2 separate regions of the Homo sapiens genome follow, and region 2 is linked to region 1. The links are chromatin contacts, found by Hi-C or POLR2A ChIA-PET in ENCODE. All regions are on one chromosome and are shown on one strand. Each heading gives the region's core, a stretch centred on a gene start or an enhancer-like site at or near the end of the contact. The rest is flanking DNA. Distances are from core to core; before and after follow the strand shown.

What was found. A loop is a pair of places that touch in the nucleus more often than their neighbours do. ChIA-PET counts read pairs that join two places held with the same protein, here RNA polymerase II (POLR2A). Pooled maps may share reads with other maps.
Region 2: a map of dorsolateral prefrontal cortex shows a loop between it and region 1 (3-fold over the local background). The contact joins two enhancer-like sites. A Hi-C loop is called at or near these places in 3 of 168 maps with a recorded cell type or tissue (aorta and dorsolateral prefrontal cortex), 1 of 37 single-sample maps with no recorded cell type and 6 of 50 pooled maps. POLR2A ChIA-PET finds 5 or more read pairs at or near these places in 3 of 52 experiments (HCT116, Panc1 and activated CD4-positive, alpha-beta T cell).

The regions. Positions count from the first base shown.
Region 1 is chr17:63,188,978-63,194,972 of GRCh38, reverse strand. It overlaps TANC2 (tetratricopeptide repeat, ankyrin repeat and coiled-coil containing 2), which reads right to left. Exons shown (of 28, transcript NM_001394998.1): 6 at 834-982. Among named protein-coding and RNA genes, the nearest start is that of TANC2, 230 kb to the right of the region's middle. Within about 2 kb of position 3,217, at least 5 of the 41 ENCODE cell types and tissues checked have a DNase peak (open chromatin) inside an H3K27ac peak, as active enhancers do.
Region 2 is chr17:63,398,901-63,404,624 of GRCh38, reverse strand. TANC2 (tetratricopeptide repeat, ankyrin repeat and coiled-coil containing 2) reads right to left here. Exons shown (of 28, transcript NM_001394998.1): 19 at 5,711-5,724. All of the region lies in intron 2 of LOC105371856 (a long non-coding RNA gene), which reads left to right. Among named protein-coding and RNA genes, the nearest start is that of CYB561, 45 kb to the left of the region's middle. RefSeq lists a silencer at 4,343-4,637. Within about 2 kb of position 4,474, at least 9 of the 41 ENCODE cell types and tissues checked have a DNase peak (open chromatin) inside an H3K27ac peak, as active enhancers do.

The DNA of each region.
Region 1 (5,995 bases), core at 1,968-4,467:
TGAATAAAATGCTTCACTATCAGACATTCACGCTGAAGATTAAGATCATACAAATGAATCTGACTCTAGTACTTTTTTTTGCTACATTTAAACTGAAAAAAATGAAAATAGCAAAAAGAAAGAAAACTATAAAATATTTTTTAAATTGTAGATTTTTTTAACTTTCTGAGACGGATACTTAGAAAATCCCCAAATATTTAGATATTGAGTAATACACTTCTAAGTAGCCTTTGAGTCCAAGAGGAAATCACAAAAAAATGAGAAAATATTTTAAATTGGAATAAAAACTAAGTATAAAAAAACTTGTAGGATATAGCTAAAGATGTGCTTAAAAAGAAATATTAGTTTTAAATGTGTATTTCAGAAAAGTAGAAAATCTGAACTAATGATCCAAGTAATCTTTTAGATCCCACTTTCTAAATTATCATTTTGTAATTGATAAATTCCACTGTGGTCACAGTAACTGGAATCTTTGGAAATTTGTCAAGACCTGCTCTATGGCTCAGCATATAACCAATTCGGTAAATAATCCACATGCACTTGAAAAGAATGTATATTCTGCAAATTTGGGGTGCAGTGCTTATATACGTGTCAATTTTATTTGTTGGCTTGCTCGTTCATTCATTAAATCAATCAAAACCTAAAAGTGGCTTTTTGGGTTGTTAAATCTAAGACTAAAGCTAAAAGATTATTCATAAACTGAAGAAATAATAGTGATTATGGAAAGTTAAGTTGTATTCTAGGCCTCAAAAGGCATTCAACAATTGGGATTATTTCTGGCATAATAAGCTGATTCACACCATGTTTCACAAAGGTGATAGCAAACAGCTTACCTGATTTTCATCCTGTACTTCCATGCTGTATTGGTCACCTGGCTGAACTTCTGTGACTTTCTCTCCAAGGAGGAAACCCAGACGAGTCATGAGTGTGTTTGCTGCCTCATCTACAGATGGAGGGGGGCCAAGCTCCTGTTCAGCATCACCTGTAACAAGAAGGCATTGAAGAACATGAATCTTTCAAAATAAAATGGTCTAGTTCTGCAACTATTTGTACATTCACTTTGGTCATTTCTTTAGTTTTCACATTTTAACTCAAAAATTACAAAGTTATGAGGTTTTTCTTGGACTACTCACTCCCAATATAAATTCGCTTCCAAGTAAAAAATTTACACGAATCAAATAAAAATGAGCCAGGGAACTCAAAATGATTATAAATGTGAGGCAGAAAAAAAATTTTACCTAAAATGAGTATCTGTTTATGTTAGGTTGACTTACCGTCCATATTTATTCAGGCTTTGTTCTAAATTCAGAGCATTTAATCTCACCTTGTAACAATCCACAGTAGCACAGATTTTAAAGGACTTTACAAAAATCTTTTTATGGGGTCAGATATATCCATTAGCATTACAAGCATTAACTGAAGTGTCATACGGTTTGATGCCAAAACAACAGCATCACAAAACACAATCATATCCTATTATTTAGGATATTCAGTATTACACAGTAAACCACTCCAAATGCTAAGAAGGTAAGATCTGCATTGTTATTATTCCATTTAACATTTATATCAACTTCTCTAATAAAGTCACAAGCTGGGGGTCAGAGATAGGGTATATGTGTATTTTTGTGTATTAGTACTGAACTCAAGTTCCATCTGTGAAAAATCTCTACAAAACTCTCACTGAATGTATGTCAAGGTAGAAAAACAAGGCTCTATTTTTCCTCTCCTATTATCCTCCCAGAGGCAACATAAATAGATTTCTTTGCCACAGAACAGAAATAAGAGAATCAGTAGGGTTATTTTTATGTTATAAACATTTAGATAACTTATTTTTTTCTCAAGAACAATTGAAAGCTTCTTATTCCTTGATAAAATGAAAAGGCAAAACTGGTCTCTTCAAATTAATGAGTAACACTTTCCTCCCTCCTAAAGGTTAAACTAACTAATCTTTTGCAAATTTTTCTCATTGTAGATTCCAGACCTCTAGATATTCTGGGGCTCTATTTCACTGTCTCCTACAAAGTTACTCTGATAATAAGTGTTTCCTATGTACATGGTTAACAACAGATACGAGAATTTATACAACACGGAGATATAGTCATTGACTTTGAAAAGTTTATAATCTATATGGAAAATAAGAGTATATATTTATTTAGCATATACTTACATAATGCTTATGATGTACAAGTCACTAGTGTAAACACTTTACATATATTAGCTTAACCTTCATAACTTTAGATTCCACTTTCTAAGGTAGAAATTATTACCCTCATTTTACAGATGAGAAAATAGAGGCACAGATACATTAAATTATTTGCTCAAAGTAATAAAACCAGTAAATGGCAGAGCCAGGATTAGAACTTGAGCTCCCTGACTCCAGAATCTATGCTCCCAATGAGCACAACACAGTGTCTTCCTCACTGGAAAGAAATATTACAAATGGTGAGAATGTCTGAATAAGAGATAACTTGTAATAATAGGCATATTGCTCATAGCATGTTAATCTCAATAATCTTAACAAAGCATGTTGTAAACACTAAGTAAGGTAATCGAATGGAGGTTCTTAAGAGACAGATAACTGCAACCCTTTCTACATTACTACTTTCAGTACTTCCAAGTACTAATGCAGAAAGAAGTTCAAGAATTCTTCTGTGAGTGGCTATATTAGATACTGCTACCACACCAGGTCCTTTTCATCTGGTTTGACTGGTATTTTTTAAACCTTGCTAAATCTACTTTTTCTTTCCTATTTACTTACCTCGTCTCAAAATATCATTTGAGGATGACATTAATATATTATCTGTCGTGCACTCTATAACGAAAGAAATCCGATACCAGGTTATGATACGAAAAAACTATCTTTGGCAATTACATTTGTTTTGAACTTTTCTTATTTGTTGATCTTGAGTAAAATTTTACACATTATGAAAGGCCTAGTAGATGAATTAGTGGGGGCTTCTCAAATAACAGACAGGGACCTAATTGCGAATCCCTCCATCTTAAGTCTTAGATTATCAACGGCTGCCTCTGTCTCCTCTTCCTGAAAGTATGCCAGGATTTCTGGTGGAATAAAGTAGAAACAGTAGAGGCACTTCCTTTCTGGTTTCTAGATTACAGACTTAACTGTCAGTAACCTCTTCCCTATTCCACTTTCATTTCCTATTTTAAAATAAATTAAAAATAGTTACTTCTGAAAACAAACAAGGGTGGGGCCAGGCGCGGTGGCTCATGCTTGAAATCCCAGCACTTTGGGATGCCGAGGCAGGTTGATCACTTGAGCCCAGGAGTTCAAGACCAGCCTGGGCAACGTGGTGAAACCCCGTCTCTGCAAAAAATACAAAAATTGGCTGGGTGTGGTGGCGCGCGCCTGTGGTCCCAGCTACTTAGGAGACTGAGGCAGGAGAACTGCTTGAACCCAGGAGGCCGAGGTAGCAGTTAGCCATGATCATGTCACTGCACTCCAGCCTGGGCAACAGAGCAAGATCCTGTCTGAAAAATAAATAATATATTTTTTTAAAAGGTGGGAATATCTGAAATATATTTTGAAGTTGCTCTGTAGGACCAGATGAACAGCTTCTCACTTGCAGGAATTTATTAGTTTGGTGCAAAAGTAATTGAGGTTTTTGCCATTATGGCACCATTAAAGGTAATGGCAAAAACCACAATTACTTTTGCACCAACATAATAGTGTATTCAAATACTGTATGTTGAAACACAAAGCCAGGTCCTCCCCTCCAAACCATTTCATTTAAAATATGCTTAAAATGTCACCAGGTCACGCATTTTCATTTTTTTCCTACTTAGTGTACGTTGATTCTGCATTCTTCCTTAAATACTACCATTTTTCTTCCCTTTTTGTTTCATTTCTACTTCCCACTTGCAAGTAACTGCTACGATAAAACCTCTCTGCCTGCAAAATGAAAATTTACCAGGAGAAAAAAGTCTGGCCAGTGGAATAAAGATAGCCTTTTTCCCCCTCATTACAATTAACAATAGGGCCATTTGAAGATCACTAAAAGGGAGGATTTAATGGAAATAGTGGTAGCTTAAGAGAGAGAAATCAGTGCTAAATTATCAGGGTTATTGGGTTCTTAATTTTTAAGAACAGAGAAAGTGATTTAAAAAAATTTAAGAAAATTCTTTGACATACTTTAAAGATTGTCTGGTCTTTGGAGGCAATGTGTATTTTAGAATGAGTTTCATCCATATTGTGTGTATCAAATCTTCTTTTTTTGCAGGGGGGAGGGTGCATTATGGTTTTCCATGTTCATGGTTTGGAAGACAATTTTGTTATGATATCAATACTCCCCAAATCAATCTACCAATTTAATGCAATCCTTATCAAAATTCCAGCTGCTTGCTTACTCGCTTCCTTTCCTTCTTCCCTTATTTTTGCAGAAATTGACCAGCTGATCATAAAAATTATATGGAAATATAAGGGGCCCAAAATTAAAAAACAACCTTTAAAAAGAAGAACAGAGTTGGAAGACTCACATTTCCTATTTTCAAAATTTATTACAACGCAACATTAATCAAGGCAGTATGGTACTGGCATCAGAATAGACCAATGAAATAAAGAGTCCAGAAATAATACTCTTACATTATGGTCAATTGATCTTTTTTTTTCTTTTCTAGGACAGGGTCTCGCTCTGTTGCCCAGGCTGGAATGCAGTGGTACAACCATGGCTCACTGCAGCCTCGACCTCCTGGGCTCAAGCAATCCTCTTGCCTCAGCCTCCTGAGTAGCTAGGGCTACAGGTATGCACTGCCATGCCTGGATAATTTTTTTAAAAATTTTTTTGTAGAGATGGTGCCTCATTATGTTGCCCAGGCTGGTCTTGAACTCCTGGGCTTAAGCAATCCTCCCACTTCACCCTCCCAAAGTGCTAAAATTACAGGCATGAGTCACCATTCCTGCCTTGGCCAAATGATTTTTAACAAGGATGCAATGACAATTCAATGGGAAAAAATAATCTCTTCAACGGTGTTGGGACAACTGGATAACCACAAACAAAGGTATGAAGATGAAGCCCTACCTCATATATCAAAATTAACTAAAAATGTATTGTGGACCTAAATGTATAAGCTAAAACTATAAAACTCTTAGAAGAAAACATGGTAGTAAACTTTGTGACCTTTGGTTAGGCAATGATTTCTTAGATATGACACTAAAAGCACAAGTGACAAAAGGAAAAACAGATAAATCAGACTTCATCAATATTAAGAAGTGTCATGCTTCAAAGGATACCATCAAGAGAGTGAAAAGACAACCCACTAAATGGGAGAAAATATATGTGAATCATGTGTTCAAGGGACTTGAACCCAGACTACATAAAGAACTCCTACTACTCAACCATAAAAAGGCAAATAAATGAATTAGAACATAGGCAAAATACTGGAATAGACATTTCACCAAAGAGGGTATACAAATGGTCAATAAGTACATGAAAGGATGTTTGACATAATTAGTCATTAAGGGAAATGCAAATCAAAACCACAAGGAGATATCAAGTTATATCCACTAGGATGGGTAAAACAAAAAAGACAAGCAATAAGAAATAGTGAAATTTATTGGAACCTTCATACAATAATGGTAGCAATGTAAAATTGTGCAGACACTTTGAAAATAGTTTGGCAGTTCCTCAAGATGTTACACATAGAGTTACCATGTGACTCAGCAGATCTACTCCTAGGCATATACCCAAAAGAACTGAAAACACACATCAACTTGTACATGAATGGTCATAGCAGTGTTATTCATAACAGTCAAAAATAGAACCCCACTGTCCCTCAAATGGTGAATGGATAAATAAAATGTCATATATTCCCATTAGGGAACATTTGGCCATGAAAAAAAAAGAAATACTGATACATGCCATAAAATGAAAGAACACTCACTGAAAGTATTGTGCTAAGAAAATCAGACACAAAAGACTACATATTGTGTGATTCCAATCATATGAAATGTCTGGAATAGGCAAATCTGTGGAAATAA
Region 2 (5,724 bases), core at 3,225-5,724, 210 kb before region 1:
CTTGGGCCAGTTTTCATTCTTTTTCTTCATTAGTTGATACAGAAGTTTCTGGTACATTTGCAATCATTTTTTATATAAGGATTTGAATGATTCAAGGTAGCAGTCTTAAAGATGAGAGAAGAGGTATGACAAAGACTATTTTCTTCTGAATATAAAATAATGAAGTCACAGGTAAAAATAGCTACAGTGAGTTTAAGAGACACATTAGGAAAAAAACAGAAACATTCTTCTTTTTGTGCCACTGTCCACTGACAATATGATCTCTGATACAAAGGAGATTTTACGAACGCCTATTTTGTCCTCAGAGTGTCGTTTCAACAGTAGAAAGAGGAGTTTGGAGATATGAAGTCTATCTTTTAACAAATATGTATTTGTTTCATTTAACCATGGGCTCTCAGGTGCACAAGTCTATTGTTTTAAAAAATGAGGGGTATGGAGGATGGAAACACTGTTAGAACATGTAGGAGTTATACTTCATTTTAAAGGAAGAGGATAAAGATTTTTTTTTCCAAATTGACTTAAAAAATTGATGTAGTAGTCAGCAGGTTCTTCTTTTATTATGGCCTCCTACTCCAGTAACAAACCAGAAAATGATAATATTTGGCAGGCACAGATACTGCAGTTTGCAAACTTTAAAACGTATTCAGAGAAGCAAGTAAAATTTACATCAAATGGACATTTGCATTCATTTCCACTTAAGTGCAAATTATGGCATTTTGTCTCTGGACTTGGCCAAATTTATCCACTACTGAGTCATATGCAAAATGAAAACTACCTGTAATTTCCGCAAGTATAAACCTTCAAGTAACATTTTCCTTCCTTCTGCAAGGATAAGAAGGACTTATGAAGTAAAATGTGGTAATTTTAGAAGATACATGCACTCTTAAACCAGTTCTATCTATGGCTTGTCTTATGTGTATTTTCAATTTTAGTTGGAACTCCTGACATTGGCATTTCTTTTCAGTTCCTTACGGGAGGGCAGTGGCATGGTCCTATCTGAGGTGAGGGTCATTTCCATCCCTGAGTGGGTGAGCTCAGGTGTTAATGGCTATAATTATTTCCTGGACAAAGAAGTTTTATCTCTTGTTTTTTAAATATAAGTGATGCTCCCTCTTTCTCAAGTTCATATTTCTAAAAGGTTAGAAAACAAATTGTGAGTTCTATATATGGGTCAGAACACAAGAGTAGTTTAATAATTTGACTGGATAGACACTTACTAGGAACCATAAGAATTATCTCGGTGCATAAAACAAACCATTTGGAAAATTTCTAACCCACATTCTAAACTCGTTTAAAGTAGTTACTAGGTTGATAAGTTTGCAGCAAACCTCTGTATGTGAGGGTGCCAAATACATTATTTTTCACGAAAGAAGTTACAGCATCCTAGAGAAAATACAGAATTTCAGAATGAAGCCTCTCACTAATGATGCCAGTTCACAGAACACATCTGAATATTCACAACCAGTGACCATCTGGAAAGCCATACTGTCCAGTCTGACAATTCTATGGCTCTGGCTGCCCCATTTCTCCCCACTGGATAACACATTTACATGTGAGGGAATGTTCCATTTGGCCTTTTTCTTTGTTGTATCATCTCTGTTGTTTAGGTTATGATGTCATTTGGCAGCAACCTTCAGCTGATAGCTGGACATGGTTAACACAGCTGGCCAATTTCATCTCAGAACAACACAACTATGTAAAATGGAGTCTGGGCTTTTCAAAATCCAAGAGCAAGGAGTTGTATGGCTGGATTTTATATGAGATTTATCGAAAACTGTTAAAACTTTCTAAAAGAAAGGAGATGAAGGTAAAGCCAATTCTATAAAACACCAAACTGCAAACAGAGCAGTTAGGAACCAACTTTCTTCCTAAAAGAGCAGTAACAGAATTTGTTTCCTAGCTTGTCAGCATCTGACGAGATGATCTGACAGAAATGGTCTTTTTTCAACGGGAAACATCTAAGGAGTTGGAAGAGGCAGACAGGATGTAGCTCAGAGTTGGGGAAACAGCCAGAGTCTGCTTGGATGGGATGCTGACACTAAAGAGAACGCAGAGATACACATGACTCTTTCATCTACTTTCAACCTTGGAAGAGTCCAGCACAGACAGGTCATGTAAGATCAAGGGGTCGGGTAGGAGGGGGAAGTGGCTGGGGAGAAATAAACTGATCACTGCTATTCAAAATGACATTAATAAAACACTTATTGAGCTATATGTCAGACACTGCTCTCAAAGAACTCATGGTTGAGTAAGGAAACAGACGAATATGTTAATATAGTGTGATATGCACAATGGAGATATGTCCTTGGTATGAGGGAAGGCACAGAGGAAGAGGTTTCTGAGATGGCCTCCAGGTAGAGATGATAATGTGAGTTAGATGCTGAAAGATGAACAGGAGATTTACAGGCATGGAAGGTGTGGGGTGGGCCAAGGGAGAGCATGAATAAAGGCAATGAGGGGAAAACAACATGTTTACTGTTATTGGAATTACTGGAGAAGACAGGCAATATATGAGACTGGAGGTTATTACTGGTCTTTTTATGCTACATTAAAGGACTTAATCCTACAAGTAGTAAATGAAGGTCAGAAAGCAGGAAAGTGACACAAACAGACTATGGCTTAAAAAGACCACTTTGGCTGAAGTCTGAGAGATGTATCACAAAAGGGTGAGGCTAGAGGCAGAAGCTCAATTAGGAGGTAGCTGCAATAATCTAGGCAAATGATGATGAGGGCAGGAATTAAAGGAATCTAGTAAGTTTATGTCGTAAACTCTGGTTTCTTTTTGGGGCCATGTATTTCCAGGGTTGGCCTCCAGAGTTGCTAGAAGCTCTCAGCGCTGGTCCTGGTCTGTGCCCACAACACAAGGGAGAGGAGGGTGTGGTGAACAATCTTGTCACCTTGTTTGCTTTTCTTCTGTGGTGTTCCCTAAGAAGTCTGTGAAAACTCTACGGGATGGGAGGGGGTCAGCAGATAGTGAAAGCTGGATGTAAGATGATGACATCTGGAAAGATAAAGAGGCTGCAAATGGAAGATGAAAGCAACCAGGATGCTCTAGTGATCTGCCTTCAGAAAATCTAATATGTAAAAATCACATCCCAATTAATATTCTAAGATTCACTTTCTCCCTCTACATTTTAACATCTCTGAAATTGGAATGCATCTTACAGTTAATGTGATAATAAAGAATTGTGTCAGTATAGTTGGCAGAAGTTGTTTGTTTTTGTAGTGGCACATAAAATAATGGCTACATAGTTTCTTAAAGTTAATGGTGTCTTAGATTTGATAGAGTAAGTGATACATATTATAGGAAACATCACGACCATTGTATTTTCCTTAGGTTAAAAATTGTCACTTAGGTCCTGGTTGCAGATATGAGCCCCCACCAACTAGCTTTGGGTCACAGACCACTTTTGTATGTGAAAATATGTATAGGATTTTGTCATGGGAGGAAGCATCATAATTCAATAGGTCATTATAAAATTTAAATGATCATGTGCTATAAGTTAGAAAGGCACATGTATGTTTAATAACCATCACAGTAGATAGAACAGTAAATCAAAGTCCATTCTATACTAGTGATGAGTTCTAGGGTCACTGCCACATAATAAACATTATTTTCCAGAATTTTTTCTGAAATAAAATAATTTTTCATAGATATAGAAATTGTATTACAGCCAGGCACGGTGGCTCACACCTGTAACCCTAGCACTTTGGGAGGCTGAGGTGGGGAGATCACCTGAGGTCAGGGGTTTGAGACCAGCCTGGCCAACATGGTGAAACCCCATCTTTACTAAAAATACAAAAAAAAAAAAAATTAGTCAGGTGTGGTGGTGCACGCCTGTAATCCCAGCTACTCGGGAGGCTGAGGCAGGAGAATCACTTGAACCCAGGAGGCAGAGGTTGCAGTGAGCCGAGATTGTGTCACTGCACTCTAGCCTGGGGGACAGAGTGAGACTCCGTCTCAAAAAAAAAGAAAAAAAAAATCATATTACAAATAAATTCCATCTTAACTCATGTTTAAGTAGCTCTTCATGTTTATAATATTATAATTATATTGTATATATGCATAAGTCAAACACAACACAATTCTGATTACAAGCAAACACATGAAGTTTTGATTTTTTAAAATCTTGAAATATGGTACATATGTACAACATTCACTGTAAAAATTTATTGTATACTTTAAGGAATAAAATATTTTAAAAATCCTGAGGCCATAAAATTTTATTCTAATAAGAAATTCATGTCAATAAAAATAAGTCCTCCATTTAATTCACGCCCTTCTTGAATATTTTTAAGGATTTCTTTCAAGTACACCATTAGAATGTGTTTGATATTCATCGCTATGACTATTAGTCTTGTAATTTCTATTCATTATCACCATGGGGACACGACTCTTTTTGCTGCTGTCAGTGGTTACACCGCCATGCCCTTGGCAACAAAGGGTCTGCTGGAGATGTGGCAACACTGTTGGAGAAGGCTGTGCTGATAGAAACACACCAACATGTCCCTCCTGCAGCTCTGGGTCACACACATATGCATACTCCAGAGCGGCTGATGTCCTGCCCAGTTCCTTCCCCTCAGCCTGTCCTCTGGCTTCCCTCAGGGTGGGGCTCCAGAGACAGCAGCTGTTTCCAGCTGTACACTTTCCTTTAATCTGTCATGGACTCTTAAGCTGCAGCTGCCAGGCATCTGCTCCCTTTGGATCTTACAAAAGGAGGGATTATTCGAGAAGCAAATTCCTGAGTTTTGGACCATTCCACATGATGTTAAAGAAGTCAGGAAATGTGTCTAAGACTTTGTCACGAGAAGAAATGCCACAATAGGTCTTTATAAATTTTAAATGAGTTCAAGAACCTCTTATTTTTAATAACACTCTTATCCTAACCCAAATGCATACCCTTCTTGTTTAGTAAAATATTCTCCCTAGATTGGCCATCTCAATATTGGTCTACTTCTCCTGGAAAATATCACACATATCTGGGGTTACTCTACAGTTTTCATTGCCCTGGTTTCATAAAAACACATCCAAGGTTACTAATGTTTCTCCAGATGCTGCAGTTTAGACTTGGAGGGAAGACAACAATCATTTCCTGCAAAGGCCACAAGGAAGAGGCTTCTGTTTGCATTGTACCGAACGATACAGAAACTGATTTGCTACAGACCAACAGGAACTGCATGAGGCTGGGCATTCATTGTGCATCCAGATAGCAACTTTACTCATAATGTATTAGATTAATTGTGTCAGATACCACGCTATCACAGTAACATTTGGTTAAGCCAGAGGTGTGGGTGAAAATTTAACATCCTGGTTAACAAATGCAAGGGGAAAGAGTTATTTTGATGGGAGAAATATTTATTCCTAACTACTACAAGGATCACATAAAAAGGAGACAGGCCACAATAATTTTCTGCTCTGGTTTGGCACATTGTAAGGTAACTTTCAGTCTTTTAAAAATATTTGGAAACAAGAGAGGGAAAAAGTTTTGTTTGAAAGAAGACTCTGGTGCAAAGAGTATGGAGAATCCACAGGCAAAGAGGATTGAAAGAGGAAAACTGCTTGACTGTTTAGTTTGGCTGAATCAGTCTGCATTACAAAAGCCTGAGACAGAAGACTGCCAAATGTATGCCAGGGAAAAAATAAGGGGGTGAGATTCGAGAGTCCACACAAACACAACACATTCTTGAGGGCAACGTCCATGAGAGGTACCTGTCTCTCCCCAG